Linked DNA regions of Homo sapiens: region 1 is linked to region 2. Evidence: chromatin loops called from intact Hi-C (ENCODE). Cell type or tissue: PC-3. All regions are shown on one strand. Each heading gives the region's core, and the rest is flanking DNA. Links, peaks and the distances in the headings are about the cores only. Region 1 overlaps DCUN1D5 (defective in cullin neddylation 1 domain containing 5). Region 2 overlaps MMP13 (matrix metallopeptidase 13).

Region 1 (17,077 bases), core at 2,704-10,703, 100 kb before region 2:
GCCCCAAACCTTGGATAAGTTGTCATTAATTTAATTGTAGAGATTTTTCTAGTGAACTTGTACTTCACTGGAACAAATCTTTAGATCTTTTAAAGCACAATTTATTTATGTTTTTAAAAACAGTCTTAAAACTGATCGATCATACATTTGCTGTGTCCACCTTACAATCTTTTACATTCTATTAGTACAGATAGTGTTTCCTTTGCTCCTTTTCCTGACCAGTTGTTATTGGTGTGACCATTTTCTTTTTAGGATCGATGAAACATTTTGCTGTGTATGCTGTGTCATGTATTAGAACCTCTTATAATATGGCTCATTTTTACATGGTTTCTGATTTACCATGTGTTAAATATTCCTTAAAATACATCTAGTAACACTATATAGTAAGGTTAGATTTTAACCTAAGTATTGAATCTTGTCTTATAATGCCAATTTTATTGGAGCTTTGTTGCATTTATTTTTGGCTCTATGGTCCATAAATGGGAGTTAATAGCAAACGTTTTATTAAAAATGTCTTAGCTTTCCCCCAAATTATATCATTTTTTAGAAGTTTTATCCTTCTGGGGTGTTTTTGGCTTTCTGAGCTTTAAGATATTAATGAATTTTTTCCACATACTTCATGGGTTTGGTTTTAAGTATGAGGTTAAAATTGTGGATTTTAAAAAGCTAATAAATACTTGAAGTGAATATATAGAGAGAGCCAGATTTCCCCAAAACTCTGTGAGCTGTGTGTGTTTTGTGTAGAATATTAGCCATAATTAACTTTTCCCTTTTTTTTTTTGGAGACAGGGTCTTACTCTGTCACCCAGGATGGAGTGCAGTGGTGCGGTCTCAGCTCACTGCAGCCTCGACCTCCTGGGTTCAAGAGATTCTCGTGCGTCAACCTCCCAAGTAGCTGGGATTACAGATGCCTGCCACCATGCCCAGCTAAGTTTTGTATTTTTTTTTTTGTTTGTTTTAGTAAAGATGGGATTTCACCATGTTGGCCAGGCTGGTCTCAAACTCCTGCCCTCAAGTGATCCCACCCACCTCAGACTCCCAAAGTGCTGGGATTACAGGTGTGAGCCACCACTCCTGGGAAATAATTAACTTTTTCACATAGAAAATAGATCACAGATAAAAGCTCCTCACATATTTTGAAGGTCAAAAAAAAATTTGCTGTTGCTAACAATTGCCTTTGAACCATGAAAGAGGAAAAACTAACTTTATTTGAGCAACTTGTCATTTGAGACTTAAACTAACTTATCAAACTTAGCAGAATTAACTTGTGAGTATTGACTTAAGTGAAGTTAGTTTATATACTTTACTATTCTGTCATGCAAATAAAATGGCTTAGAGCAAGTTCATACACAGTTACTTTTATCTACAAATGTAGAAATCTTACCTATTTGAAATTTACATTATTCCCTGAAACTATGCCTATTGAGAGAGAGTTTATAGAAGTATTATCTGAGAAACCTGAGTTTGATTTTCTTTTTGTGACATTCCTGTTAATGTCACTTTTAAACAAGCCACTTAACCTATGTCATTTTCAGTTTCTTCTGTAAAATGGCGATAATGATACCTACCAGTATTGTTACGAAGTTCAAATAGGCCCTATCCACAGCACTTAGTAGGTGTTAAATGAATGCGTCTTGTTACTTGAACAAGAAGTGGTTAGTTATGATAGTTTATTTTTTTCTGACAAATTTACTGTCTTTTATAAAAAGAAATAGCTAGGATTTCCTGTGTTATCCTGCCATTTTTATAATCAAACAAAATTATTAATATTCTCCTTAGACTAAATCATTAATTTAACAAATCTCAAGCATCTACTATATGCCAAGAAGTATTCTAGGCCTGAATATATTGCAGGGCACGAAGCAAGACAGTAATTTCGAACCTTTATGGGATTTTTATTTTAATTGGTTAGTAAAATAGTTTATCATTTGGTGACAAGGTTATATGGGGAAAGTAAGTTGAGGAAGGGGCCCAGAGAGTGTGTGAGGATAGGATTACTATTAAGTAGCATGTACACTGATATGTGACATTGAGCAGAGGCCTGAGGAGGTGAATGGTTGTGCAGTGTGGATATCTGGGAGGAGAGCATTCCAGGCAGAAGGAATATTACATGCTAAGGCCCTGAGCTGGTACAGAGTGTAAAGAAACAGTAAAGAGATCAGTGTGACTGTAGTGAACAATAATAGCATTTTAGGGAGAATTAGAAAATGAACTGAGAGAGATTGGGAGTAATAATCCTGCCTGATTGTAGGTAATTACGTAGGGCATTATAGCCCTTTCTCAAGAGTAGGACTTTACTGAGTGAGCTAGCAAGCAATTAGGATTCAGATCAAAGCAAGGATGGAAGCAGGTAGTAGTAGGAAGATAATATGGTAAATCCAGGTGACAAATGGTACAATTTGAGATTAAGAGTAATGGAAATAATAAGTGGTCAGATTCTGAATGTATTTTGGTGGTAGCACCAAAAGGATATGCTGATAGAATGGATGTGAGGTATGAAAAAAAGAATGATCAAGGTTTTTGGCTTGAAGAATGAAGTGGGCATTAATAAGATGGCGAAGACTCAGAGGAGCAGGCTTAAGCGGGTAGATTGAGAGTTTACTTTTGGATATGTTATGGTAGACTTGTCTGTCAGACGTCCAAAGGAAAATGTAGAGTGGGCAGTTGGATATTTGAACCTGGAAAAGTAGAGGTCTGGGCTGGAGATAAATATATTTGGAAGTCATCAGTGTGTAATCTTATTTTAAGTCAGGACATGGATGAAACCACTTAGAGAGTAAGTGTAGCCAGAGGATAGAACTTAATTGAAGACATATGATCGATGAAATTCAAGGCCAACTTTTGTGATTTTTCAAATAGAAATAAAATGTTAACATTTTCTACCACACATATACAAACCATTACTTTCTATAGTGTTGTAGAAGCACTAAGATTTAAAAAGCAAGATTGATAATAGTTGCCAAATATGTAAACAAATGGCAAATTAAATTGAGGAGGGAGTGTCACTTTATTCTTGGAATAAAGTTTTTGTTTTGAAGTAATACAGTTTTTTATATTAAGAATAACAACATCTGGAGTGCTAGTTTCTTTTTCTCATTGTTGGAAATTGCTATTCCAATTCAATTTGACAGTTTTAGCACTAGAGGGCAGGCTTGCTTCTAGATTGTGAAGAGTTCTACATGAATTAATATAGCCAAACAGCGCAGGTTGAACATCCTTAACTTGAAAATCTGAAATTCAAAATGCTTCAAAATCCAAAACTTTTTGAGTGTTGACATGATGCCACAAGTGGAAAATTCCACACCTGACCTCATATGATGGGTCACAGTCAAAATGCAGGTGTACAACAGTTTACTCTGTTCCCAAGAGAAAAATAAAATTAGCTGCAGGCTATGTGTAAAAAGTGTATATGAAACATAAATGAATTTCATGTTTAGACTTGGGTCCCATCCCCAAGGTATCTTATTATGAATATGCAAATATTCAAAGATCAAAAAAAAGAAATCTAAAACACTTCCGGTCCCAAGCATTTTGGATAAGAGATATTCAACCTGCACCTACATTCAATCTCAATTAATGAATGCAGTTGTTTCTTATGTGACAGGTTTGCCATCTACTATGTTTTTTTCTAGTGCTAGGAAAGCATAAAATAAGGCTAATTGATTTTAGTACATCTAGGACTGGCAGTTGACGCTAATATACATTTGAATATAAATGTATATTTATATTCCAAGGAGTTTCCAAGGAAACTCAAGTGTAGCTTAATTATACTCAGATTTGATATAGAGGGTCTTCCACCACATATATGAATATTAAAGCCAGTCAGAAGAAATCCTGGACATGAAAACATTTTTTCAGGAAATAATTAACTATGTGCTGGGTATTATTATATGAGCGTGGCTACAAAGATGAATAAAATATAGTCCCTGCCTAAATAAGCTTTGTTGTAGCATCTTACAGCACTTAATATCTTGTGCTGTATCTATTTAAATGTCTTTTTCCCTTCAATAATAGAAATCCTGACTCACTTATTTTTGGTGCCTCCAAGTGCCCATCACACAATTCAGTTTACAGTGTTTGAACATGTGAATAATGAGAGAGAGAAAAATAAGAAAACGGTCAGGGAATTGGGGCCTTTGAAAAAACTTATTTTCACATTTTTACCCTTAGAGAGATGCTTTTCCTATTAACACGTCTAAAGATTATGGAGACAATTCTAACCTTCTATCTTTGCTCCCACTACTTCTTCAAGCAGACTTTAACCCCATTCCTCAAGAGCAGTTATTGGCAGCCATAGAGAGTGGGAGGTCAAGCCTTTTTTAGTCATTGGAGTAAACAGGAGACATAGATGTGGAAATTGGGAGGTTCTCTCTATCTGGCTTACGTCAGTTTGAGAAGTTTGACATGAAATGGAACCTTCTGGAATGAGGTTCTTTTTCCTGCTTTTCACCTGGAAAGTTTTCCCATACATGGTCCTCTTGCACCCCTAGTCCTTTTAGGGTACCTATTTCTGTGTGCTAGTTCTTTCATTTCCTTGTCTGTAACATGAGGATAATAATAGTCCTTATCTAATAGCATTATTTTGAGGATGAAATGAAATACAGGCAGTAAATATTAGTTACTCTTTGCTATCTGGAAAAACATCAATTGAACCTCATAGGATGGACTTGTGTTCAATAAGTGTTATATATAGTAGAGTCAAATGGAAAAATTGAACCACTCAGATACATTTTTTTCATTGATACATAATAGATGTATTTATTTGGGGGGTACATGTGATAATATGATATATTCATATAATTAAAATTCATTGATACATGATGTATTTATTTGGGGGTACATGTGATAGTATGATATATTCATATAATTAAAATTCATTGATACATAATGTATTTATTTGGGGGGTACATGTGATAGTATGATATATTCATATAATTAAATGAAGATAATTGGGATATCCATCACCTTAAATATTTATGTTTTCTTTACACTAGGAACATTCGAATTCTCTTTAGCTATTTTGAAATGTACAATAGTTTAGTGTTAATAGATCAGTCATCCTACTGATATATCGAACACCAGGTCTTATTTCTTCTGTCTACATAGACATATTTAGAAATGCAAATCTCTTAGGAAATTAATCTGTAATGTCAATGATGCACACTGATTTGTATTACTTGCTTTCTTTGTAGGCAGTATAGTGAAATGGTTCATTAAATGGATGCTAAATATGACTAAATGATCAATTTACAGTGTAGTTGGCACCAAGTAATAAATGCTCAGTAACATAGCTACTATGGCTGTCTTTAAAAGTGGATTGGTTTGACTTCATAGGAAGGACTCTATTTTTAAAAAAGAGAAATATTAAAAAATAAAAAGCCAAAATTCTATGATGTCTTATTACATTGAGTCTCTTAAATCAGTTTTTTTTTAATTAAGTAGCAGGACCCTATTGCAAAATAAGTTTTACCTAGAAGCACAGTATTTAAAACAGAAAGCTAAAATACTCTGGTTAAGTGGGAAGCTCCCTGTCTTCCTCGCTGCTAGTATTATTTCTGAAAAACCTCAAAGGAACTCCTTGCTCTCTGAATAGCAGGTTTTAAAAACCACTACTTGCACATTTGCACCTTGACATCAAACATGTGAACAAAGTAATAGAGTGAGAAAACTGAATTTCTATTTAGGAATTTCTATTTTATTCTCTCTATAAAAAGCCAAGAAGTGGTTGGTGTTTGGAATAACATGAAAAATATTCCAAGTATCTTTGGAAATACTTACACTAGAACTATAAGGTTTATGATAATTCTATCTTAGATTCATTATCTAGAGCTGGTCTAAAAAAGGATGATATGTAAGAACTACCAAGAGAGACTTGGAGTAGATACAAGAATGAAGGAATGAATCAATATCCAATAAATATCCATAGGCCCAGGCTTTGCTATGCCCTCTTATTACACAGGATAAAACAGTGTAGTTGTTAGTTTCTACCTTTGAAGATTATGATCCTTAAAAAGGAAACAGCTCTGTGAACAGAGACCATGTTATTCATAGGTGTTCCTCACTTGTTTCCACCACATAATAGGTATTTAATGAATGAAAAAATTCACGTCTCTCTTTGATCCTAGACTGCAAGTTACTTAAAAGAAATGGACCGTATTTTACTTATCTCTCATGGCCTGCAAATTGAGTTTGCTTACTGAATTAATGAATGAATGACCAATTGTACACATATGTCTGTAAAACGTTTACATATCCACATTCCCATTAGACTGAGATTCTTGAGGGCAGAAACCATGTCTTCAGCTCTCAGCATGGTGCCTGACTCATGGTAGGTTGTCAAAAGCATTTGCAGAACTGAATAAAACTTACGTTTAAGTAGTACTGGAGCAGTCTCACATAACCGGGCACAGTGTCTTCTAAATAGACACTAAAATTATTTCATAATTAAAGACAGATCTCACTAAGCATTTTCTGAGTTAGTGCCAGTTGAATAATATGACAATAAGCTATAGGAGTTCAGAGGAGAGTGAGTTCTGTGGACTGAAATAGTCAAAGTGGATTTTCAGAGCAGATGAGACGCGATGAAGGCTGGGGCTACTTTGGTGTTTTAAGAACATTAATTAGGCAGCAGGAAAATCTGAGGACAGGGAGACTAGTAAGGAAGGCTGGAAAGAGCCCTGGGTTTGGAGTTCAGAGATCTGTGTTCAGAGTCCTTTGCTTCTTAGTGACTATGTGACCTTGAGAAGATAACTTGAGCTCCCTTTTTCCTCTTCTGTGAGGTAGAGGTAAGATTGATGTGCATATTGATATTGTACTTAAAAGTGTTTGTAAAATGCTAAGTAAAACCTAATGCTATGCTTTGAATGTAGTGGGTTCCAAATATTTGTTTAATGACAAAGAATAAATGATATTGACTAATGAAAATAATGGAGCCACTGGAATGTCACCTCCTGCATCTGCCAGTAAACCTGTTAACACAGGGGTGGCGGGGGGGGGGGGGAAGTAAATATGTGAAGCCACCAAATCTCATGATCAGGAGAAAAACTTTGGAACTCCCATGAGACTCCAAAGTTATGTCACAGGTGAATAAGTCATGAACTTTTCATGCTGATATCATTTCTAAGGTTGCTGCCTTGTCAGAAGAAGCAAACCACAAGATAAACCATGCAGAAAATCTTTTTTTAAAAAAGTTTCCTGAAGGATGGATGGTTCATTTGTTCTGCTTGTCACTTTACTTACTAATGAGTCATTTTTTTCCTTAACCAGTAATTTGTTTTAAATTTGGTCATAAGATGGTATGTTGACTAGTCCAATGTTACAAAATAATTGGAAAAAAGATGACAGACCACCAACTGAATAAGGGAAATCTGGTTCTTGAACTTCCAATGTATGAATTGGTGATGGTAAGCTTAGTCTTTATGATGTAAGATTGGATTTATTGGAACTTCTTTATGTCCAGAAGTTGCAGCACCTTTCTTTGTCTCTGGAATGCCCAAGATCTCTACTGCATCCTGTAGACATGGAGGGTTTCCCCCCTTATTCTGGGTCTGATTATTTTTAAAGAAACACCCTTTCCTTACCCATCATGGAGACACTACTAACCTTGTATATACTTTTATTAGAGTGCTGATAACACCATATTACAGTAGCATACTTACATATCTGTTTTCTTAACTGTGAGCTCCTTGAGAGCAGGGACTGTGTGTTTTTGCTTTTATTTCACCAGTACTCAGAACTATCCACAGTATAGAAAAGCACTCAATAAATGGAATAAATGAAAATGAATAGATAAATAAATGATTTCACTTGTATAAGATGTCCAGTAATCTTTTGTGTATTTTTCTAATTCACTGTATGGCACACATTCTAGTACAACCCTGTTTATAATGTTGACCTACTATTAAAGGAATTAAACAAATGTAAGCCAAGACAAGAAATGCATATTAAAACAACTATGGTATTTTTGCCTTCCAAATTGGCACAGATTTTAAAAATTGATAATGCCCATGTTTGATGACACAAGGAGACAGGAATTGTTATACTTTGCTGGAGGGAATATACATTGGCATAGCCTTTTCTGGAAGTCATTTAGGGAGATACATCCAAAAGCCTTAGTAAGTTTCATATTTTCTCACCCAACAATTCTATGCCTATCATCTTAAAGAATAAATTTTAAAACTTTCAAAAGATTTTTATCATAACATATTTGATAGAAAAAATGAAATAACCTAAATGTTTAAGCATAGAAAATTTGTTGAATAAATTACAGCATATTTATGCAATAGAGTACTATGCCATCTTGAAAAATCCACACTGTATTTTCAAAGGGAGTAAAAGACTGGCTTTAAAGCAGCATATAGATAGGCACAATAGGATACTTGTTTTAAAAATGTGTATGTATAGGTCTGGCACAGTGGCTCACGCCTGTAAATCCCAGCACTTTAGGAGGCCAAAGTGGGCGGATCACCTGAGGTCGGGAGTTTGAGACCAGCTTGACCAACATGGTGAAACCCTGCCTCTGCTAAAAATACAAAATTAGCCGGGCGTGGTGCCACATGCCTGTAATCCCAGCTACTCGGGAGGCTGAGGCAGGAGAATCGCTTGAACCTGGGAGGCGGAGGTTGCGGTGAGCCGAGATCATGCCATTGCACTCCAGCCTGGGCAACAAGAGCAAAACTCCGTCTCAAAAAAAAAAAAAAAAAAAAAAAAATATGTATATATATATATATATATATAGAGAGAGAGAGAGAGAGAGAGAGAGAGAGAAAAGCCTGAAAGGCTGTGTACCAAAATATGAAAAATGTCAACTTACTGGTAATAGAATTACCAGGGGTTTTTAGTTTACGTCACTCTATATAATATGATGAGTATGTATTACTGTTTTAATACAAAAAGTCAATAAAGGTTCTATAAAGAAGGCATACTTTCTCTTTTGCTGATTATATATATCCTCCAATGAAAGAAGAGGGACCAACCTTAAAATATGAATTTTTACCCGGCCCCAGTGTGGCAGACCATTTTCCCTGTTTTTCCCGTTGTCCTTTGTAACTCATAGGATACAGTGGAGGCCTATACAGAAGTAATTGATTCATTCATTCAGGAAATACTTGCTGAGGACCTACAATAGTCTAGGAACTTGGGATATGAAATAAGTGTTGAATTCTTAAAGGCTAATTGTATTGTGGAGTTATTTTTAAAACTGGAAATTTAATAAAGAGTATCTAGGCTAACCTTCTCTCTTTGGAGACAGGGAAAATGGATCCCAAGGAGGTTGCCTAAGATTGGATGTATAATAAATGGCACATCCTAGACTTGAATTCAGAAATATTTCTAGTTGTGCGCTCTTTCTAGTCACTTGGGCCTCTCATTTTGTAAAACTATCATCTGCACAAATACAGATTCTTAAAGTCAGAAGAAATCTTGTCCTTGATGCTTTTATCTGTTCTACAATATCTTTAATAATCCTAATTTGCTTCACTTTGTCTCATAGAATATGTTGTTAACTAAAGCTTCATACCTGTGAATTTTCTATATTAGTCGTTACATTATTTCTCCCTCAAATCATACTTTTGCTTTATTTTTAACCACATAAAACTGGACAAAGCCACTTAAAACCTTTCCTCCCATTTACATCAATGTGGTCCTCTTTCCAATGTGGAGGGCCCATTTAGCCAGTCAGTAATCCATGTACCTTGTATATTATGCACAAAAGTTATGTATCATTTAGATTTTTGTCAACTGCTGAAATACAAATACATTATAGTCACAGCACAGCACAGCACAGCACTACACTGCCTTCAATTTCTCAAATGAGCTATTCCTTTATATTCTACTTTCTCCACCTTGAAAGTCCTCACCTGGCTCTTACTCAGCCTCCAAAATTCCTAATCCTAGCATAGATATCACCTCTTCTGGGAATGATTTCCTTACCCACACCCACTCCCAAACATCCTCTCTTACCTCCTATAGTGTCATCGGGCATATTGCATCGTATTATTCTGAACTCCTTGAAGCCAGAGACTTAGTCTTTTATCTTCCTGATATGTCCATAGGTGAGTGTGGGACCAATCACAGGCACTTAAACATCTCTGTTGATAGAATAAAGAAATGGATGGAATGAACAAATTTCCTTACCACGTTAAAAAATAAAGGTTACTTTGCAATTATTCTTCCGTGCTGGTTCCTTGTGATCACCTCTTCTTTCTGTTTATCATTATTTATTAATCTGGTTTATATTCTCCTGTATTGAGATAAAAATCACTATAAAATTCTGTATTTTTGAAAAATCAGGAAAAATGTATGCCCATCTCCAGTTCTGTAGCAGTTGAGCATCTTGTTCCCCATTTTTCCTTTAAGATTATAGATTGTGTTTTGGTTATAATATCTGTACATTCACTGAGAATTCTAGGTTGAGATATTGGAATTCATTTCATAGTAGCAGTGTGATATTGTGCAATGATCAACACACAGGAAGCTGAAGAGAGGATTCCAGTTCAGATGGAGCCACTGATTTGCTAGATGACCTTAAACTAGCCATTTATCTTTCCAGGGCTTCAATTTCTCATCTGCAAAGTGAAAGTATTGGATTCAATAATCTCCAAGGTCTCTTCCCTCTCCCAGATTCTCTTAAATTCTATCTAGTGTGTTCTCTTAGAATACTATGACCTGATCTTAGCTTTTGAATAACCTAAAGAATTGGACTTTACAGGTCAGCACTCAACCCAACGTAGAAGTTGCCTCTTTAATCCTCTGACATATTCGAGCTCTGCTTCAGTATTTCCTGTAGTTTGATGTTATTTCCATAAAAGACACCTCATTCCATTGAAACAACTCTCATTGCAAGTTTTTTTCTGACATCAACCCCTGATATACCCCTCTGTCACTTCCATGGATTGATTCTGATTTTGCCCTACAGAATGGAATTTCTCTTTATCACTTGACAGACTTTCAGATATTTGAGAATAACAATAGTACACCAGCCATAAGTCTTGTATTTTCCAGGTTAAAAAATTCTGGTTTCTCTGACTGCTTCTCATATGATCAAATTGCTCCTTATTCCTGATGCAGCCTCTCTGTCCTTTTGCACCTCAGTGACTGCAGATGCAACCCTCCACCTGCAGTGTGCTTCATCCCTTCCTCCATACTGAGTCACTCATTCATCAAGGCCCAGTTTGGACCCTTTCGTCTTCCAGCCAAATGAGTTATTCTGTCCTCTGTGCTTCATAAATGCTTTACTTTGCTTTTACACACCTTTTACTACAGTGATTTTTATACTGTATTTTAAGTTTTTAATGTATCTGTGTGCTCTGCGATAGCAAGGAACTTAACTGGCTTGTTTATAATGCTGGGAACCTGACAGGCATGCATGAGTTAAATGACTGAGAGTCTACTTTCTAGCATATAATATGGAGCCTGGCATATAGTTGATGCTTAAGAAGTGTTTATTGAAAAAAATGAATTCATGAACAAATGCTATTTGCTTCAAGATACTTAAGTATCCTTTGAGTCCTGTTAAAATATTAAACCTAGAACCAAACATAAAACTACAGATGTGATTACACGTGTAGTGCAGAGTGTAGGGGATCTTACACATGCTGGAAGCTATCTTTAATTTCAGACTGACATCCACAGTAACAAAGAAGACAAATTAAACTAGGACCTGAGTAGTTCTGTTTCTCTTTATTCAGTGTGATACTCCCCAGCAGTGTTCACGTCTTCTCCATTCTCTTACCCTGAACACAACTAAAGAAGCCCTCAGCATCTTCCACTTTCTAAAGCAGTGGGTCTCCAGACTTTTTGGCACCAGGGACCAGTTTTGTGGAAGACAGTTTTTTCATGGGGGTTGGGAGTGGATGGTTTCAGGATGAAATTGTCCCACATCAGGTCATCAGACATTAGATTCTCATAAGGAGCCATAGCCTGGATCTCTCGCATGCTCAGTTCACAATAGGATTTGCGCTCCTATGAGAATCTAATGCTGCTGCTGGTCTGACAGGAGGCAGAGCTCATGCGGTAATGTCCCCGCCGCTCACCTCCTGTGTCGCCCATTTCCTAACAGGCCATGGACAGGTACCCATCAACCGCCAAGGGTTGGGATTGGGGACCCCTGTTCTACAGTTTATTCTGGGCTTTTGCCTTCTGGCTCTACTCTTAGGTCTCTGAGGCATTCTTGCTTTTTTGTCTTTTATGGCTGTCTATGTAAAACATGCTTCCCTTTTTGTCTTTATATGTAAAGACAAAGAAAAAAACTTTTTTGTGCTTATAATGTGGTAACTTTATTTAAAGATCCTGCTAAAACTCATGAAAAGCCTTTTCTTAAAATAATTATCTGTAAGACTTGAAGAAAACTGATCATTTGGAAACCTTCTGTATTTTTTTAGAGTAATATAAACTTTAAAAATAAAAGTTGTGGTTTGATGCAGTTGCTGGCATAGATTTATATGCAATTGCATAAATTATATACTTTGCCCAGAATTACTTAGAATTTTTTTTCAAAATTATTTTATTTCTTACATGATGATTTAGAGGGACAGTTTTCAAACCAGTAAAAATATTTTATAAGTAATATCTGGCCGTTTTCTAACCAATTGAGTAATTTGTTGCACAATAAGCCACATCTTTCAGCAAGAAAAACATTAAATTTAATATTAATAGTAAAGACATTACACAATGAATAAGGGCAAAATTTAAATTTGCTTTAAATATTTCTTTAGGGGAGAGGACACCCACTTCTACTCAAAGAAGAGAAACATTTTTACAGTTCAGAGGCCTTTTACTTTTCTACACCTATTATGCCATGAATCCATAGGGAAGGGGTCTCAGCAGCTCAAGCTCCTTCCAGTTGGTTCTCACAAAATGCACTTCTCTGGGTGGAGCAGGCTGGCGCTTCACCTGAACCCAGGTACTTCTCTCTTTGGCTTCCTTCTTTTTCCCATCATTTTCCTTCACACGTTTCAGGAAGCTATCCTGGCTCTTAGCATGCTTAATGTGCTCAATACACACATTAATTCTCTTGCCAGGAATCTTGCCCTTAACTTGTATGTTTACAACAATGCCAACGGCATGCGGAGGAACACTGGGACTCTTCCGGTTTTGCCATGGTAACACTTGTGGGCACTCCTTTTTCAACCTATTCCCTTGATGTCTACAATATCACCTTTCTTATAGATTCATGTGTTTGTGGCCACAGGAACAACTCCATGTTTTCTAAAAGGCCTACAGAACATATATAGGGTGCCTCTGCTCTTTCCTTTTGCATTCGTTATTTTGGTGAATTACTGGAAGATGGCAGTTCCGGCCAAGCAGGCTAGAATGTTATTTCCTTCTGATTACTAAAATGCCCATGGCTTCTATACCTTCCAAATCTTCTAATCTCCCTGAGCAGTGCCTATTGATTCAGGTGGTGGTCACTGAATGAAACAAGATACAAGCGAAAAAGGAATATAGAGCATAGGTTTGTGTGTGTGAGTAATAGAGAAAAGCAAAGGGAAATGATACTAAGTGTAGTTGCTATAAGAAAAGATGAGTTTTCGGCCGGACGCGGTGGCTCACGCCTGTAATCTCAGCACTTTGGGAGACCAAGGCGGGTGGATCACAAGGTCAGGAAATCGAGACCATCCTGGCTAACACGGTGAAACCCCGTCTCTATTAAAAATACAAAAAATTAGCCGGGCGTGGTGGTAGGCGTCTGTAGTCCCAGCTGCTCGGGAGGCTGAGGCAGGAGAATGGCATGAACCCTGGAGGCGGAGCTTGCAGTGGGCCGAGATCGCGCCACTGCACTCAGCCTGGGCAACAGAGCAAGACTCAGTCTCAAAAAAAAAAAAAAAAGAAAAGAAAAGATGAGTTTTCTACCTCATTTATTTGGTGAAAATAATGAAGAAAAGCCAGCGGGACTAAGGAAAAGCAGGCAAGTTTTTCAGACTTCTTATATCTGTATGTAGACAAGAGTGGGAAAAAACAAAACAGGAAGTACTTCATAAGTGTAAACAAATACTTATCACGTGGCTTTACTGGAAAATTGTGCATTCTCCTGAAGTCCCAGAGAGTAACTAAATGGAAAGAATGACAACTAGAAAGAGGAATTTGTCATGAACCAGATTCCAGCCACGACACAACCTTCAATTACCTAATATGCAAATTTAGAAAATTACTCAATCACTTAAAAAATAGAAATGGTCAAAAAAATCTCAATAATATCTTAAAGTAAATGCGAGCTCAGCAGAATCAATATTTTAATCAGTAACTACTTATTTTAAATATAAAATTCTAGACACTCCTAGGAGGATGGTCTGTCCCGTGTTTTTATAGTGGATGAGATAAATATAACAAGGGAATTTGTACATCCATTTTGTGGGGTTGCTTGGCCTTCCAAAAGTCAAACTGGATAAGACTGGCTTCCAGAAAACCAGAAAGTTTTCCTGTTAATAACTGAGAGTTCACTGTGCTCTTTGCCTTCTCATAACCCTTGTTTATTAGCAGTGGAAAGAGCTCTGGATTAGAAACCAGGTGTTTTGCCTGGATAATTTCCAGGGTTGTTACAACATTCTAATAAGATAGGCATGGCAAATCACTTTATTGCATCTATGACGTTATTCAGTAATTTCAAATAGTGTTAACATCAATACTGCGATGAATATGTGAAATGCATGTGATCAGTTATGAATTTATAGAATTATAAAAGTATTGATTGTGAGATATGATTGGAAACTAGTCCAATGAACATATTACCTTAAAAATTTCTACAACTATGATTAACAGCTACTGACCATTTAACCAACATTTAAAACCAGTCCGTGGATTGATACCTGTTCTTTCAATGAAGAGACTACTTGCTTGGTATATGTGAGAAAATCAATTTTCCAAAAAGCATTCTTGTTTATGTTAGAGGGAAACTTGTAATTACCAAACAGGAGTGGAATTTGCATTTAGGCCATTAGTTTTTGCTCAGCAAATTTGGGAGAAAATCAGAGTTGTCTGAAACTGTAAACATTATCCAAAAGAGTTACCCTAAAAATCTAGTTGCAAGAAAAAAAAAATCTGTTGATTTTTCTGAACTGCTGGAAAATTTAGGCAGTAGCAGCTGTAATTCTTAACTCCACTTGACTGGTTACTGATAGAACTGAGCTATACTAAAAATGCAAGACTGCAGTTGATGTCTTTTTACCTTAGGTCACCAATTTACTCCAAGTTTGCTTATTAAATTCTCAAGTGGCTTTCTTCTGATATTGCCCTCCATGCTTTCTCTGTTCCACATTAAATGACTTCTCATCCTCTTAGACTGAGGTACAAGTTTACATTCTTTGTTTCTCATCAATACTAATAATTTAAAAATACGTGTATAAGGCAAATCTATATAAACTCTGTATTGAACATTCAACAGAATTTGCTTATTGTAATTCTTAAAATTCACATTTCAACTGGTTGAATATATACTGTCCATGGAAAATAAAGGATATTTTCCTAAAGCAGACTTCTTAGACACATAAAAACAGAAGGTATTAAAAATGATCAAATGAAATTCATCTTCTTTCAGTTTAAAAATATTTTCTTAAATCGATAAATAATTATGTATAATTTGTAGGGTATAATATGATGTTTTAATCTATGTATACATTGTAGAAAGATCACATCAAGCTAATCACTGATTTAGAGGGCTTCATGGGCTGTTAGGAATCCTGATGATACAGTGAAAGTTCCTATCTCATAGTGTTGTTGGGAGATTAAAGGAATTTATACATGGAAGGGCTTGTGATAGTGTCTGATATATGATAAATGTTCATAAATGTTTTCTATTTTCTTCTGATTACTACTTTAAATAAACTCTGGGGTATTTTGTGAGGAAATCTTTTGCTTGCCTAACAGTAGAAGTCATTCTTTCTATATTGGGGTTTATTTTCCCCTTTATTTTTCTCTGTCTTATTCTCCTTGCTCTTCCTGCCTTTCTTTATTGGTTTTTATTATTGAAAATCTGAGGTAGTGGCTTGGTGACCCCAAAACAAAAATTTAACCTGCTCAACCACTTGTCCAGCAGCCTGGGAGACAAAACAGTGTGCTATTTGTTTGCTGATACTGTTTTCCTCTTCTTTCTTACAATCCACATTCTATCCTCCAGGCCCCAATCCTTGCTCTTTCCCCAGATCAGTCCAGAGTACACTGATATTCACTGAACTAATCCAGTGCTTATCATCTACACCACGCATTTATAGTTTCCTGTATATAATCAGTTGCATGTTTCATGGGATTTTGTATTTTTCTCTTAAGTGCTAGTTTTGTTTCCTCAAGAACTTAGGCTTATGGGGACGAAAATCCCATCCTTTCTCCCCAGACCATCAAGTATCTGCCACAGTGTTATACACCTGATAGATTCTCCCTAGGAAATGCTTGATGAGTTGAATCCCCCTACCTCATTTAAATGGTTGTTTTGATATCATGGAGTTACCATCTAAGTTGTATCAAGGAAAAGAAGTTCTCTACTCATCTCTAATAATTTGTTCTACCATCCAAATGATTCTCTTTTTGTCAGAAAGTTTATCTTAGAGACAAACCTAAATCATCCTTTTGTAGTTGATAGTACCATCTGGATGAAACGAAAGAAGGAATTGTGATAATTATCATGGTTAATTACTTTGATTTTTAATACAGTTATTTTCTTAATTCTTTTTTAAAGGGATTTATGTTTTTGTTCAAGGAGTTTTAAGTCTTTGGATTCTGTGATTGAAAGAGCTATATCCAGTTATATCTAATTTTTATTCTTTTGGTGGTATTATTCAAAATGAGATCTGCATAATGTCTGTATCAGAATCACCTGGGTTATGGAACCTGAAAACTTCAATGCATCATTTCAGAGCTGCTGCATCAGAATATCTTGGTGTGAAGCTGAAAATTTGCATTTTAATGCTTCCAGATAATTCTTAGATATTTGGGAGTTGAGAATTATTTTTTTCTTAATATGCTGGAAAGAGAATTGCTGTTTTGCATTCCTTGGTAAATTTTGCATTATGTAATTTTCAAGTTATTAAATAGGGTATTGCTTGGCCTAACAAGACGCTTTTTTTTTAGTGTGAGGACCCTCTCTGTC
Region 2 (16,911 bases), core at 2-8,001:
CGAGAATACCTCATAACATCTATTATTGTTACATTAACTCAGCATTATTTTTTAGTGGGCATCTCAAAGTATTTCTTTTAGAGATGAAATCAAAAGAGAAATAAAAGTAGGTTAAAGAAAATTTGCAAACATAGTACATTAGGTGTATTTATTACAACAGTGCTCAAGATGAAGAGTTCCACTCTTTCTAGAAACTTTACAGAGCTATTTCATTTATTTGAGCTTTATCAATGTAATCTAAACTTTTAGCATGCAAAATAAATTATATTAAACATTGGAATATTTTAAATTTAAGATGCCACATGGTCAGATATTTGGAGATACTCAAATGTGGCTGAATTTTTGACTTTTTATTCTTGTATGGCATCATAATTAATACATTATTTGAAACAATAAACCTCTAGTAGAACTTTCAAAGAAATTATTGCATTTTGAATTGAAAAGCAATATACCAAGAAAATGTATTCTAAAATAGCTGTCACTTTCCAAAAAGTTCATTGAAACTTTCTCTGTTAAATAGAATTGTGAATTACACCCCTGATATGACTCATTCTGAAGTCGAAAAGGCATTCAAAAAAGCCTTCAAAGTTTGGTCCGATGTAACTCCTCTGAATTTTACCAGACTTCACGATGGCATTGCTGACATCATGATCTCTTTTGGAATTAAGGGTAATGATGCACATTTATTTTACAAACATTTTTATATTCTAATTCTTGGTTCCATTTTAAAATTATTTATTTCAGTCATTCATTACTTTTTAAAGAATTCAACACTAATTTACCAAACACCTGTGCTAAGTACTCCTGGATGTGATAAGACTCCTAACCCTTGCTTTTGTGTGTAGAGCATGGCGACTTCTACCCATTTGATGGGCCCTCTGGCCTGCTGGCTCATGCTTTTCCTCCTGGGCCAAATTATGGAGGAGATGCCCATTTTGATGATGATGAAACCTGGACAAGTAGTTCCAAAGGTAATGTTTCTTATAAAGATATCATTTATGTGTTATTAGATTAGACAGTGAACACACTAGTATGAAGTTAAAACACATAAAAGTTAAATATATTTGGTATTTGACTATATTTTCTTAAATAAAGTTTATCTTAGATGTATTAGTGTCTCTACAAGTGACATTTCTACAAATTGATATCAACATTAAAAAATGAACAAAATCTACTTAATCTGTCACTGTGGCTTGAGGGATACTAATGAACTTTGAAGTAGGACCAAAATGTTTATGTCTGTCAGCCAACATGTTATTACTGCAAATTACCTTTTGGCATGTTGAGGAAGTACAGTTTATTAGAAATATCTAACTAAAAACTACCAGGGCTGGATCTATGGGTCATACATGAATTAGATGTGAATTGAAATAGTTTTTTGCTTGGTAGAAATATGTTCAATCAAATTTCTGTTTCCCATTATATGAGTTGCTTGATTCAGTCTTGTCTATATATTGTAAACACTATTCTTAAAAACCTAGACAGACTCTTACTCCAAACAGCATGAAACAGACAAGATGATGGTTGTATTTACAAGAGCAAAATGAAACTGAATGTTGAATGAGATCAGTTAGTAGTTAAATCTTCAAGTCTCAAAATAATTGGGAATGTTAACTTAGGAAGAAAAGCCATAGATTGTTCTAACTAGGACTTAGTTATGACAAGTAGATGTTGTCTTCATAGACAGCTGAGTTTTATTTTTCATTTAAATAAAAAAGATTATTTCTCCAAAGAATAAAACTGGGCCTTACATGATCAGTGTCTCAAATCTAATACCTCCAATCTGTCTATGGAGGGAAAAGTGAAAATTTACATATTTATGTTCTGGGTATTTCACAGGTAAGAATGGTTTCAGGAAGAAGAAATAATATCCAGCATTGTTAAGGTAGAATCACAGTAAGCCTCAAATTTAGGTTCCTTTATAAATTCTGGGTTTGAAATATTTAATTGAAGTGAATAAAAACATCCACAAACAAGTCTGGATTCATTTTTCAGTGGAAGGCCAAGAGGGGTATCCATTACTAGTCATTCAGTGAAGAATTAGTTAACACTCAGATTATGTGACCTCTAATTGCTCTCATGGTCTGCAAGGTTTGCTAGGATGGTTCATTTTCTTCATGCACAGGCTACAATAGCAGAGGGTATTTAAGGTCAAATGGAATCCACTGGCTCTAGTTTTCAGGTAATCTAAGCACAGGTAACAACAATCCTATTGCCTTGCACTTCTTATTTTTCTTTTAGTTTTTTATTTTCTTTTTTCCAGTTTGAAATACCTGCATTAGGAGGCTCAAAATTGGCAGACAGAATGCTTAGAGGGAACAATGTAAATACAGTGACATAGTAGTCTTCTAGAGTAGAGAAAAGATGGCTAATCATGTCTAGAGTTTCTGTTTCTCCAGAACCCAGAGTCTAGAGACATTCTGGAAAAAATCATTTGGTTGGAATTTGCTCCCAAGAGTAAACACAGAGAACCTATTTAGTGCATCCTCCATCCTTGGTACCATCCCTTTGGATGCTGCCTCCTGATTGGAGGATGTTCTGGGCAGCACCCTAGCTAGGTACCACCCTATGTGATTTCCCCACTCCTCGTTTAAGGTAATCTCTGTCCACTTCCCTCACCTGACCTGAGAATACTAAGCGCAAATCAGGAGTTCTAATGTATTCACAGTAAATCCTTATTAATTACTAATTACATGAGAGTAATCTGTTGACATTCTAATTGTGTAGGCAGCTATAATCAAAAGAACACTAAATTATTTATAAGGATTAAATCAATACTTTGAATCTTCCTTCAAGCAACTGAATATTGATTTTAAAAAGTAGGAGACTGAAGAAAGAGAAAAGAAAGTATATAGCCAAGAAAGAAACATACCAGATAGATAAAATGATATTCCTTTCATTACCTGGTCACTGGAATTCCTTTTTTTCTCATTGTTTCTTTGTTTTCTTACAGGCTACAACTTGTTTCTTGTTGCTGCGCATGAGTTCGGCCACTCCTTAGGTCTTGACCACTCCAAGGACCCTGGAGCACTCATGTTTCCTATCTACACCTACACCGGCAAAAGCCACTTTATGCTTCCTGATGACGATGTACAAGGGATCCAGTCTCTCTATGGTAACTCGGTTATAGAAATAGAATATGATCAGTTATAAAAGCAGAAGAAACCCATGCATTTATTTTCTAAATTGCAGTCATGCTGCATAATAATGTTTTGGTACAGTGAAGCGCATGCATGACAAAGGTTTCATAATACTGTAATACAGTATTTTTAATGTACCTTTCTTATATTTAGATACACTTAATACTCACCATTGTGTTACATGTGCCTGCAGTACTCAGAACAGTAATATGCTGGACAGGTTTCTAGCCTAGGAGACATGGGCTGTTCCATATAGCCTATATCTGTAGTAGGTTATATATCTAGGTTTGTGTAAGTACACGCTACAATATTCACCCAATGACAAAATCTCCTAACAACACATTTTTCAGAATGTATCCCTGTTGTTAAGCAACACATGACTCTACTAATTGAATTCACCACTGCCAATGCTGCTTTCTTGGTTTTGTTGTTAAAACCTAGGAAAACATACCCATTTTTTCTTTCCAAATCTAACTACCCACTCAAATAGAAAAGATTTCATTCTCCAAATTTTTGCAGACTATAACTCCTCGTATTTGTACTTTATACATTGCAATGTGCATTTGATATCCTCCAAACACCTCTGCAATAAGAAAGAAAAATATTTTGTTCCCCATTTAACCAATGAAGAAACAAAGCCCTGTAGAGTTTAAGTAGCATACCTATAGTAACAAGGTTGGTGGTGAAAGTGAGATCCTAAGGCTTTTAGAAATTCCAAGTACTCTTTCAACCAGTCCAATCTGGCACAGTAGAAACCTCTCAAGTGGCCTGTGGTAGTTTTTAATCAACATCTACAGTAACCATTGTAAAAAAAAAATTCTTCCTTTTCACTTCCCCCCCCAAGTTTTCAATAATATTTACAAAATTATTAAACTTCAACCCAAGTATTTATTTATAGATGACCTGTTATAGAGTTAAAGCCACAGTACACAGTCATCAGTGTAAACACTTCTAGAGCACATAGCTCAGAAAACTTGCTCATAGCATCCAACCCATTCTTTTACCCTCTAGATTTCAATCTATCACAGTAGCTAGCATAGCCATGGGCATGAACTTGAAGATGGCAAAGGGAATTTGCAAATTTATTTTGCAATTATTATTTCTACATTGTTATGACTCAGGGACTGATGAAAGAACTAATAAAAACTAGACAGAAAGAAAAACAGTGTAGGATTATTATTATTATATACTGCACCCCCATCCTGTCTGCACTCATGGGAGACGGTTGGAAATTTACCAACATGTCGCAAGTCACATAAGTGCTGAAGGCCTGGTTTGTCACAGCTGAGATACAGCTGCACCATGGCAAACTGGTGAAGCAACATTAGCTGATGTTGACAGCTGGTAAAATAGTCAAGAGGAGGAGGCAAGATGAGGGCTTTTGCAGGAAAAATACGCCATCAAAAATGGCTTTAAGGGGAATCTAGTTTTCAAGAGCAATCTGTCAATAGATTGTGCAAGGTGTAGGGAAAATTTCTCAAATTCTGTTGCTTTTTTCCCTCCTTTTTATCATCAACCTCAAGAAACCTAAGTTTATACTTCTAAAGAATCTCGAGAGGTCTTGAAGGATGGAAGTGGAGGGGAGGAAGGAAGTAAGATTACACGGTACTTGCACCATGATGTAGGAGCCCCAGGACCTACAGCTTTTCCTGGAGAAACCCTCTCCCACTGTCCATCAGCAGATCAGCCTGTTGTACTGTGACTCAGGTTATCAGTAATGTCACACTCATAACTTCTCTCTTGCCTTTCACGACTACAGGTCCAGGAGATGAAGACCCCAACCCTAAACATCCAAAAACGCCAGACAAATGTGACCCTTCCTTATCCCTTGATGCCATTACCAGTCTCCGAGGAGAAACAATGATCTTTAAAGACAGGTACTCTTGAGATTCTTTCATAAAGTCTGTATGCGACAAACATCTGTGAAGCTGCTTCTGCATATTGCCAAAACATCCTGTCAGACTTCCAAAGGCGAAGTTAGCAGTAAAAATGGGCAGGCAGTTTATTTACATATTTCAGATCAAATAAATGACTGATGGATAAATGTTTTACTTTTCAACGTATAACCTTGACATTGTGTAGCTTCCTTTTACATCTCTAGTTACAGTCTTTCTTATAAATATAACCAAGAAAATCTAGAAATCCCATTTGTTTTAAAAACAGACAAGCATTGAAAGTAACTGCTGTATTAATAAATGGTTACTCGTTAGGCCCACACGGATTCGTTTTGGTATGGAAAGACTTTGATTCTAGATACATGTTGGAATTTGAGGGATGAAATGAAATGAACCCAGAAATGCAATATAAAATTTTAATTTCTACACTGTTCCAGTATGCTTGTTTATTCATTCATTCATTGATCCCTCATCTGTGATCCAATAGCATGTTTATCCCCTCTGTTATAACTCTAATTACATTGTACTCGTGGGGCGGGGGGTGTTTCTCATGTATGTTTTCCCAGGCCATGAGACCATGGAAGACATAGTTCATATAACTCATATCTTCTCTCTGGAGGCCAACACAATGCCTGGCACATTTGCTTGCCCCTGGCAAGATACCCAAAATTGAGCAAGACTGTTTCAACCTGCAAAGAACTCAGAGACCTCACACAGGCTCTGTGAGATTTCAAAGTTGAATACCTTACGCTAGTTAGGATAGCACAACTTGTCACTGGCGCTTAAAGGGTAATGGAATTTTTTTTCCCTTCACAGGTGGGAGGTATTGGTTGTATCTAACTTGTCTGTGTTGATGTGGAGAGAGGTGACTAGCAGGATAGAAATATTGCATTTAAAAATGTGACAGAAAACTCCATTTTACTTTTGTGTTAGATTCTTCTGGCGCCTGCATCCTCAGCAGGTTGATGCGGAGCTGTTTTTAACGAAATCATTTTGGCCAGAACTTCCCAACCGTATTGATGCTGCATATGAGCACCCTTCTCATGACCTCATCTTCATCTTCAGAGGTAAGCTTTCCACAGAGGAGTCCTCACACAAGACCAGGGGAGGCAGTGCTGAATTTGATGCCACTAGAGATTCAGTAAAATGATCACTACTGAAAATATACCTAAATTAAAGACCAAGTATTAAAAAAATGGAAGCCAGAAAGTACCTGAAACCATTCTACCATGAATCTCCAAATTGAACATATAAAAGGTCTACATTATTAGTCTTGTCATATCCACTCTTTCTTTCATATGAATCATGTCAGTTTTTTCTCTTAGTTCTGCTTAAAAATTGTTTATTGAGAAAACATTATACCAATATATTCTGAAAAAGTGGAAAAAATATTATGAATCATTCTTCCTTCTGAAAACTCAGTTTATTTCATTTGCTCATTTTCATTATGTAATACAAATTTTTACATATTTATTTTCATAGTATAGATACATTTTTATATTCTACTGCTTTCCTTGACATAAAATTATGACCAATTTCCAAATTGCTACTTTATCTTTATGACCATAATTTAAAATGATTACATAACTTCCTGCTGACACTGTTTGTATTGTTCAACTATTTATAATATTAATGTTATAATAAAGCTACTTTTTAGAGAATAAAATAACTTTCAAACTGGTGTAACGTTTGAGTTTTCAGTCTAATTTACTCTTCCTACTGTGTTGTTTGTTCATGTACAAATTTTAATGTATTTTTTCCACCTAGCTTTAAACTTAATATTCAGAGCTAATAAATTGCCAAGTTAACTGTGATATTTGATTAGCTATATTCATAATTGGGAAGTTAAGATCCTAAATTTTATTTTTTTGTTTCAAGAATGCTTATATTTTTATGTTTCATAAACATGATGACTGTAAATACTAAATATTTTATTAATATTTCTCAATGTAAAAGTGGGCCTGTCTTTAAGCACATGTCTATATATGTAAGTCCTAATAGATTCCCTTGGATAATAGAACTGTTATTTCACTCATTCCAGGTAGAAAATTTTGGGCTCTTAATGGTTATGACATTCTGGAAGGTTATCCCAAAAAAATATCTGAACTGGGTCTTCCAAAAGAAGTTAAGAAGATAAGTGCAGCTGTTCACTTTGAGGATACAGGCAAGACTCTCCTGTTCTCAGGAAACCAGGTCTGGAGGTATGGCAGCAGTAGGTACTGACCCATCTGTGTCATAGCCGCAAAGTGCCTCAAACATCTGTCACTACTATACATTATTCCTACACACTATTGTAAATGTCATACTAGTCATTCATTTTCATTCCATGTCAGCTCTTTCAGGCAGACCCTCAGACATGTATTTAAAAGTCTCAAGCTCTCTTGAACACACACACACACACACACACACACACACACACACACAATACTCAAACATTCCTCTTCTCAAACATTCTTTTCTTAGCCATTTGTTGTGCCTCTCAACCATCTTTGGCACCCCCTCTTTCTTTCTTTTTTTTTGAGACTGAGTCTTGCTCTGTTATCCAGGCTTGAGTGTAGTGGCATGATCTTGGCTCACTGTAACCTCTGCCTCCTGTATTGAAGCAATTCTCATGTCTTGTGTCTCAGTCTCCCAAGAAGCTGGGATTACAGGCATGTGCCACTACACCCAACTAATTTTTGTATTTTTAGTAGAGACGGGGTTTTGCCACACTGGTCAGGCTCCTGGCTTCCAGCAATCCACCTGCCTCAGCCTCCCAAAATGGTGGAATTACAGTCGTGAGCCACCACACCCAATTGGCACCTTCTCTTTCTAATCTTTCTCCTGTATTCTCTTTCTTGTCACTTTCTCCTAATTTACATGTAGCTCCATCTTCCGTGGCCAAAGAGGATACCAGCATGAGTACAGGAAAAGATTGGTTTAGAGAAGGCCCTCCTATCTGCAGAGTTAGCTGATCCACTGGAGAGGTTGACCAGGAAGCTGACAGGCCCATAGTTTATAAAGTGAAACTTTCTGAAGGGCGAGTGAAGCTGGAATGTTTAAAACACATGTAAAGATTTAGGCAGCATTGACATCAACAACATTTAAGAGTCCAGATTCAAGTCTATATTTGGGAATGGGAATATCTCATCAGTACCCTACATTCTAAATGTTTAAAGTGGAAACTTTCCTCCATCTCTACATACACACAGTCTCACACACACACATGCATACCCGCACACACGCACATACCTGTATATATCATCTTTGCCTTTTGACTTATTTCTGACAATGACATTTACAACATTCTAGAAATCACTGCCAGCTTCTACCAGGTACCGCATTTCATTCCCTACCTCCATAAGAAGTATATTGTTCAGTCAGGATTAATTGCTTACTGCATCTCAGATATGCTGTTTTTTATATCCCCTTAAGCTTCTCTTAGGCAATTTTTTTTTGCCAGAAGATCCTTCCCTGCATCTCTCCCTCTTGAAATTCTATCCATTGTTTAAAGTTCATTCGAAATATCTTTTCATCTACAAAGCCTCTTTTGATTTCCCCATTCAGGGGTTATTGCCCGGCTTCCTGTACTCCCATGACATTTCATGATTACTCTCTCATGCTTGACTTCTATTGCCTGGCGTTGCAGTTATGTGTATACACATGCCTTAGCTTTATTGGTAGTTTAGTGGTTCTTATCTTTTACTTGTTGGAACATACCTCCAAGATATTCAAAAAGCTCTCATCAGTAACAGTAGTGGCACCTTATGGGAGCCTGTTTTCCTAGGTTAATTTTAGGATATGTTTGCCTGGTTAGGGTGTGGCTGTGGGCAGGGGAGAAGGAGCTTGAAATATGCAGTTATGGAGGGGGAAAGCTATGCTTCCCTTCCTACCTTTAGTATTACCATATGCCCCTACAACTTTTTAGTACAGAAATTAAACCTTAAATATTTTTGTAGCCATTACTGTACACTAAGTAAGTGCAAGTAAGTGCAAGTTGTCTTACACATAGTGAGAGATCAACAGCTAATTGTTCTATGCACAAACATGCATTTATTTCATGCTTAAGAACATGTTCCTAATGACATACTTTTATAACAGATATATCATTTGTGAAATGGAAATGAGCTTGTAACTCTCTTTAAAAAGATGGCCTTTGGGCAAGTCAACAAATACTCGTCAAGCATCCACTGTACACTCAGTATTCTCATTCCTAATTTTAAAAAGCTACCAGATGCTTTAAATGGACTGAAAATTTTAAAATTCTTGTCAATTTTGAAAGATGCCATTGTATCTATTGTATTATTTCTAAGGTACTTTCTAAGAAATATAACTGACTTAGGAGTTTTTTTTCTTTAAATAGATATGATGATACTAACCATATTATGGATAAAGACTATCCGAGACTAATAGAAGAAGACTTCCCAGGAATTGGTGATAAAGTAGATGCTGTCTATGAGAAAAATGGTAAGTAGTTACATTGCACTGACTTTAAAGAGGAGCTTCTGTAGCCCCTCAAAACTCTTTTCTGTACAAAGCATTTTTATATAGGACCTAGATGTGTTAATAAATGTATGGCAGTTAAGGAATTAATTGTTCCTGTGTGACTACCTACAAAGACAGCAAACCAAAAAAAACATGGTTAGAATAAATAAGAATTTTACTTAATGATTGCTAATTCTATAAATACGAGATGCTAAACCTTCAACATTACCTTAATCTATGCTTAAAGATGCCAAAATGCAAGGATATTGCCAGAATTCAAACTGGCTGTGGAGTGGGAAGTAATTTATATATAAAGACTCATAACTACCTTAACTATATAGTGACTTTTTACTTTAATTATGTTCTCAACCTTTTTTTTTTTTTTTGACAGAGTCTCACTCTGTCACCCAGGCTGGAGTTCATTGTCGCAATCTGAGCTCGCTGCAACCTCCGCCTCCTGGGTTCAAGAGATTCTCCTGCCTCAGCCTCTGGAGTAGCTGGGATTACAGGTGCCTGCCACCATGCCTGGCTGATTTTTGCATTTTTAGTAGAGATGGAGTTTCGCCATGTTGGCTAGGCTGGTCTTGAACTCCTGGCCTCAAGCGATTCACCCGCCTCGGCCTCCCAAAGTGCTCAGATTACAGGCCTGACCTCACCGACCTCCTTTAACTATGAAAAGAGATATTATTGATAACTTATAACAAATAGGCTGGGTGCGGTGGCTCATGCCTGCAATCTGAGCACTTTGGGAAGCTGAGGTGGGCGGATCACTTGAGGTCAGGAGTTCAAGACCAGCCTGACCAACATGGCGAAACCCCATCTCTACTAAAAATCCAAAAAAAAAAAAAAAAAAAAAGCTGGGAGTGGTGGCATGCACCTGTAATCCCAGCTAGTCAGGAGGCTGAGGCAGGAGAATCACTTGAACTTAGGAGTCAGAGGTTGCAGTGAGCCAAGATCACTGCCACTGCACTCTAGCCTGGATGACAGAGTGAGACTCTGTCTCATATACGCACACAAAAATCGATAATCCAAGTAGCAAAACTGTGTAGGAGGATTCACACCTTAAAAGAACAACTAAAAAATAAAAATAAAAAAATAAAAAATTTAAAAAGGAACAACTATTAAAGAACTAATAGAGTTTAAAAAGAAAAAGTTTGAAATTCCTACAAATGGGATCTAAGAGATTGAACCATTAATATTAACTGGATTAAAACCTTATTATTTTCAAACTCTGAAATTGTCTTTATGCTTTTTCTTATAGGTTATATCTATTTTTTCAACGGACCCATACAGTTTGAATACAGCATCTGGAGTAACCGTATTGTTCGCGTCATGCCAGCAAATTCCATTTTGTGGTGTTAAGTGTCTTTTTAAAAATTGTTATTTAAATCCTGAAGAGCATTTGGGGTAATACTTCCAGAAGTGCGGGGTAGGGGAAGAAGAGCTATCAGGAGAAAGCTTGGTTCTGTGAACAAGCTTCAGTAAGTTATCTTTGAATATGTAGTATCTATATGACTATGCGTGGCTGGAACCACATTGAAGAATGTTAGAGTAATGAAATGGAGGATCTCTAAAGAGCATCTGATTCTTGTTGCTGTACAAAAGCAATGGTTGATGATACTTCCCACACCACAAATGGGACACATGGTCTGTCAATGAGAGCATAATTTAAAAATATATTTATAAGGAAATTTTACAAGGGCATAAAGTAAATACATGCATATAATGAATAAATCATTCTTACTAAAAAGTATAAAATAGTATGAAAATGGAAATTTGGGAGAGCCATACATAAAAGAAATAAACCAAAGGAAAATGTCTGTAATAATAGACTGTAACTTCCAAATAAATAATTTTCATTTTGCACTGAGGATATTCAGATGTATGTGCCCTTCTTCACACAGACACTAACGAAATATCAAAGTCATTAAAGACAGGAGACAAAAGAGCAGTGGTAAGAATAGTAGATGTGGCCTTTGAATTCTGTTTAATTTTCACTTTTGGCAATGACTCAAAGTCTGCTCTCATATAAGACAAATATTCCTTTGCATATTATAAAGGATAAAGAAGGATGATGTCTTTTTATTAAAATATTTCAGGTTCTTCAGAAGTCACACATTACAAAGTTAAAATTGTTATCAAAATAGTCTAAGGCCATGGCATCCCTTTTTCATAAATTATTTGATTATTTAAGACTAAAAGTTGCATTTTAACCCTATTTTACCTAGCTAATTATTTAATTGTCCAGTTTGTCTTGGATATATAGGCTATTTTCTAAAGACTTGTATAGCATGAAATAAAATATATCTTATAAAGTGGAAGTATGTATATTAAAAAAGAGACATCCAAATTTTTTTTTAAAGCAGTCTACTAGATTGTGATCCCTTGAGATATGGAAGGATGCCTTTTTTTCTCTGCATTTAAAAAAATCCCCCAGCACTTCCCACAGTGCCTATTGATACTTGGGGAGGGTGCTTGGCACTTATTGAATATATGATCGGCCATCAAGGGAAGAACTATTGTGCTCAGAGACACTGTTGATAAAAACTCAGGCAAAGAAAATGAAATGCATATTTGCAAAGTGTATTAGGAAGTGTTTATGTTGTTTATAATAAAAATATATTTTCAACAGACAATTGCTATATGGTACATTGTCTTTAGGTATAATTTCAATCTTTCCTCACCCAAAGAGGGTTCATTGCCAATATTTTTATTTTTGGAGACAGAGTCTCTCTCAGTTGCCCAGGCTTGAATGCAGTGGTGTGATTCCAGCTCACTGCAACCTCCACTTCCCGAGTTCAGGCAATTCTCCTGCCTCAGCCTCCCAAGTAGCTGGGATTACAGGTGAGCGCCACCATGCCCGGCTAGTTTTTGTATTTTTAATAGAGATGGGGTTTCACCATATTGGCCAGGTAGTCTTGAATTCCTGATCTCAGGTGATCTGCCTGCCTCAGCTTCCCAAAGTCCTGGGATTACAGGTGTGGGCCACTGCACTGGACCCTTCTTTTTTTTTCTTTTTAAGAAAAGATGTTTAGGCCAGGTTCAGTGGCTCATGTTTGCACTCCCAGCACTTTGGGAGACCAATTGTTTGGGCCCAGGATTTCAAGATCAGCCTGGGCACCATGGTGAAACACAGTCTCTACAAAAACAAAACAAAACAAAACAAAAAAAAAACAAATTAGCTGGGGGTGGTGGTATGTGCCTGTAGTCTCAGCTACTAGGGAGGCTAAGGTGGGAGGACTACACGAGGCAGGGAGAGGTCAAGGCTGCAGTGAAATGTGATCACACCACTGCACTCCAGCCTGGGTGACAGAGCAAGACCTAGTCGAAGAAGAAGGAGAAGGAGAAGAAGCCAGGTCCCAGCTACTCAGTAGGCTGAGGCAAGAGGATCACCTGAGCCCAGGAGGTTGAGGCTGCAGTTAGCTATGCTTACACCACTGCACTCCATCCTGGGTGATAGAGTGAGACCCCGTCTCAAAAAATAAACAAACAAAAATAGAAAAGATGTTTCACTTGATTTCAGAAACATTTTCCCTATGTTTAACCATTTTCTTTCATGATACTTCTCTCTCATGGATAGACAGACAGACAGACAGATATACATAAAGATATATAGATATAAAGATATACATAAAGGTATATAGAAAATATATATAGTCAAGATTGTTTCCTGACTTCCACCTTTACTCCAGTCTCAATTCAAAATTCCAAATCCAATTGGTGTTACCTTGATGAGTGTCCTTCCACAGTAACCAAAGCATCGAATTCAAATTATAGCAAATGTCTATTTGGAGTTTACCACTGGTGATAGGGGTAGCATTAAAGAGAGCTGATTATGAACTGAGCAGATGGTCCTAATAGAATCTTCTATGAAATAGGTTACAGGTAAAATACAGATAGCCAGTTTGTATAGATATTCACGAATGGGGTTGAGAAGACCAAATGAATGTTTTATGAGAAGTAATATTATATTCACAAATTAAAGTGAGAGTGCATTTACCTAGAGCTAATGTACTAGGCAAATGCACTGCCTTAAAATTGAATTGTAGCTAGTAATGGCCTCTTCATCAGATAATAAGGGTAAAAGGTTTGAAAAACTCCTCAAAGTGAACCAATAGCATACTTGTATTTGGAATAGGAGAAACTGACAAGATCTTATATTGGTGTAACAAATTTTGCTCTTGGAATTATCCTGGGAGAACTTTTGTATTAAAGCAAAAATATTGTCCTGGATTTCCATATCCTCATGTCAGAATAAAAACACGAAAACATATATAACAGAAAGATAGCCACCATAAAAGCTACCAAGTTTAACTCACTTCCCGTTTAGAAAAAAAAGTGCAGCTCTCTGCACGCACAGTTTTCTCGGAGCCAACAGGAGTGGATTAAGCCCTGGTCACAGAAAATACCTTGATTTACGGATTCATCACGACGCTGTGAGATTTACAATACTTCCACTAGGTGGCACCAGCAACACCCTTTTTAAAAAGGTTGAACTGGTCAGAGAATTCAATTAAGTCACAAAACCAGTGCTTTGTTCTTTAACATAAGGTTGAGGAACTTAGCCACATCGCTGATTGTTTAACTCCTGACTTTACATTACTGACTTTCAAGTAAGATTTAATAGCTATGGAATTCAAGAACAGCTTGCTCCAGGTTTCTTAGTTTTTGTATATGAGTTCCCCTCACTGATCTCTCAGAGGTGAGTCGGAATTCTGTGTCATCCTGACTTGGTGGCTTGATGAAGCCACCAAGACCTGAAGCATGCACCCCTTAGAGCTAGGGCTTGTGAGTCATCTCAGGCCCCTGGGTGACAGACTCCAACGTGAACTACAAAATGCACAATCTACACAACCAATAGAATCAGCACTCCAAAGAGAAAACAAACCAGCACTGTTCTGGCACCAAGAGGGAGGAAAACCCAAACTACCAGGCATGATAAATTTTGTTTTCTAAATAAAAAAGTGGGCCGGGCACGGTGGCTCACGCGTGTAATCCCAGCACTTCTGGAGGCTGAGACAGGTGGATCACCTGAGGTCAGGAGTTGGAGACCAGCCTGACCAACATGGTGAAACCCCGTCTCTACTAAAAATACAAAAATTAGCCAGGCGTGGTGGCGGGCACCTGTAATCCCAGCTACTTGGGAGGCTGAGGCAGGAGAATCGCTTGAATCCGGGAGGTTGAGATTACCAACCAAAAAAGTGAACAATTGCTTATTACCTGAGGACAATGGCGAGTTTAGAGGAAGAAAGGCTTTACAGTTTCCGAAGTTTCTTTCTCACATGGTTTAGTTTTTCTAATTTTTTGGACTTTTATCTGCCTGGTATATTGAAGTATGCGAAATGCTGATTTAAGACTCCTTGATTTTGTTCTACCTCACTGCTTACAAGACACTCAGATTGAACTGCAGCTAATAATGATCTCTGGAAAATAAAAAATGTGCTGAGTTTATAGCAACAGCATGGCCATTTTTGTAAGAGTTTATCATGATGTCTTAATTGACCTGAATTGCCAAAACTGCCAGAGGTGTGTGAACCAGAGCAACTCCATCTTAAATAGGAGCTGGGTAAAACAACGCTGAAATCTACTGGGCTGCATTCCCAGACCGTTAAGGTCTTCTACGTCACAGGATGAGATAGGAGGTCGGCACAAAATACAGGTCATAAAGACCTTGCTGATAAAACAGATTGCAGTAAAGGAGCTGGCTAAAACCCACCAAAACCAAAATGGCGATGAGAGTGACCTCTGGTCATCCTCACTGCTACACTCCCACCAGCGCCGTGACAGTTTACAAATGCCATGGCAACATCAGGAAGTTACCCTATGTGGTCTAAAAAGGGGAGGCATGAATAATCCACCCCTTGTTTAGCATATCAGCAAGAAATAACCATATAAATGGGCAACCAGAAGCCCTTGGGACTGCTCTATGGAGTAGCCATTCTTTTATTCCTTTACTTTCTTAATAAACTTGCTTTTACTTTGCACTGCAGACTCACCCTGAATTCTTTCTTGCGTGAGATCCAAGGACCCTCTCTTGGGGTCTGGATCGGGACCCCTTTCCTGTAACAAAACTATACCCTAAAATTAGGTTCTGTGAGAAGGAAAATTTCTCTTTCATACATGAGCCCGAATAGGTAAAATTCTATTGCATAAATGCTATCTGAGTTGTACACACATGGAGAAACACATACAAGTATATGCAAAATTCATTGTAACCCACTCTAGAATTACTCATTCAATAACGTCATCACACATCAACTGGGCAAGGAACAATTGTACGTACACGATATTGAGAGAATTCTGTCTCTTAAATTTTGATTGCAATGAAACTGGACTTACTATCCAAATCCACCTGTTATGCCTTACAGTTTTTTATAAGTGAAGATAGTGACACTCTTTTTTCATAATTTATGCAGGATTAAAGGACATTGCACAAGCATCCTTATCTGTGTTCCATCTTTTGTGCTTATCTGTGTCCCATCTCTTGCGCCAAAAATATGTAAAATTAGCAACTAAAAAGGTTTATTTATTTTTTGTTTACTTGTTTTAAAATGGTTACATATACCAATAGCCTTCCTTTTCTGGACAATCTTCTCTTTCCTTTATTAGACTGGGCACTAAAAGCCTGTACAGGTCACAAGCAAAACCATTCATGAGGCCCTTCCAATTCTATCTAAAAAGGAGTGTTGTATTCTGGAGTTAAGAGCATCTGCCTTTCTGGGTTGTATCCTTTGGCCAGCTCGTGCCTCGGCTCAGTGAGTGCTCAGGGCCTTGTGGATTTGCTTCCAAAACAACGCAAGGAAAAAGAAGTCTGAGTTGTGTTTCTGAGCACATGGGGTACAATGTGTACACTAGTGCTGGCTCAGTTTTTGGCCAACTCTAGTTCTGAGTATTGTGAGCTGAGCAGAGGGCTGGGACACAGCATCAACTGTGCCTCCAGCCACATCCTTTTCTGAACCCATTTATAAGGCTTTATCCCTTAATAAATAAGATATCTCCTAAATACTTGCATTCCTAATTTCATAGGAAACATCTAAATTGTTTTATGGTTTGAATAACAGCAAGATAAGATACAGGTTAAGGAAGCAGAATCTCAAGGAAGTGAAATAATGGGCAATATTTTGCAGTCATCGTAATGGAAGTCAGATACTTGGCAACAAAAATTACCCAGGCATTATGTGGGATTAACTGGAATATGAATTAAGGGCTCAGAGCTATTTTATGAGAAATGCACTGTACACTCTGTATATGAAATATGCTTCTACTTGGTATTTACTTTTAAAACATTTCCTGAAATCTTTCAATGGGGCAGCTTTGGGGACTAGAGAAATATGGCAATATTGTGTGTCCTGTGTTTACATAAGATACAAAAATTTAGAGAAACGTATTAGATCATCTGATTTCAATTCCTT

What was found. A loop is a pair of places that touch in the nucleus more often than their neighbours do. Peaks named below come from ENCODE experiments on the same cell type or tissue, not always from the same donor. Only the 100,000 strongest peaks of a DNase experiment are listed, where the experiment ranks them.
Region 1: a loop joins it to region 2, with 3 times the contacts of the local background. A loop is called at or near these places in 8 of 110 quality-filtered maps.

What each region holds. Positions count from the first base shown.
Region 1 is chr11:103,041,425-103,058,501 of GRCh38, reverse strand. It overlaps DCUN1D5 (defective in cullin neddylation 1 domain containing 5), which reads left to right. Exons shown (of 8, transcript NM_032299.4): 8 at 1-7,816. It also overlaps the pseudogene RPL21P96. Among named protein-coding and RNA genes, the nearest start is that of DCUN1D5, 42 kb to the left of the region's middle. In PC-3, for the core only: CTCF peaks have their summits at 2,947 and 3,146 (motif pointing right); a DNase peak (open chromatin) is centred at 3,141; H3K27ac peaks cover 388 bases.
Region 2 is chr11:102,938,216-102,955,126 of GRCh38, reverse strand. It overlaps MMP13 (matrix metallopeptidase 13), which reads left to right. Exons shown (of 10, transcript NM_002427.4): 3 at 521-669; 4 at 846-971; 5 at 2,954-3,115; 6 at 4,900-5,017; 7 at 5,969-6,102; 8 at 7,077-7,236; 9 at 9,378-9,481; 10 at 10,761-12,132. The coding sequence ends at 10,861. Among named protein-coding and RNA genes, the nearest start is that of MMP13, 9.1 kb to the left of the region's middle. In PC-3, for the core only: no CTCF peak of the experiment used is centred there; a DNase peak (open chromatin) is centred at 4,246; H3K27ac peaks cover 660 bases.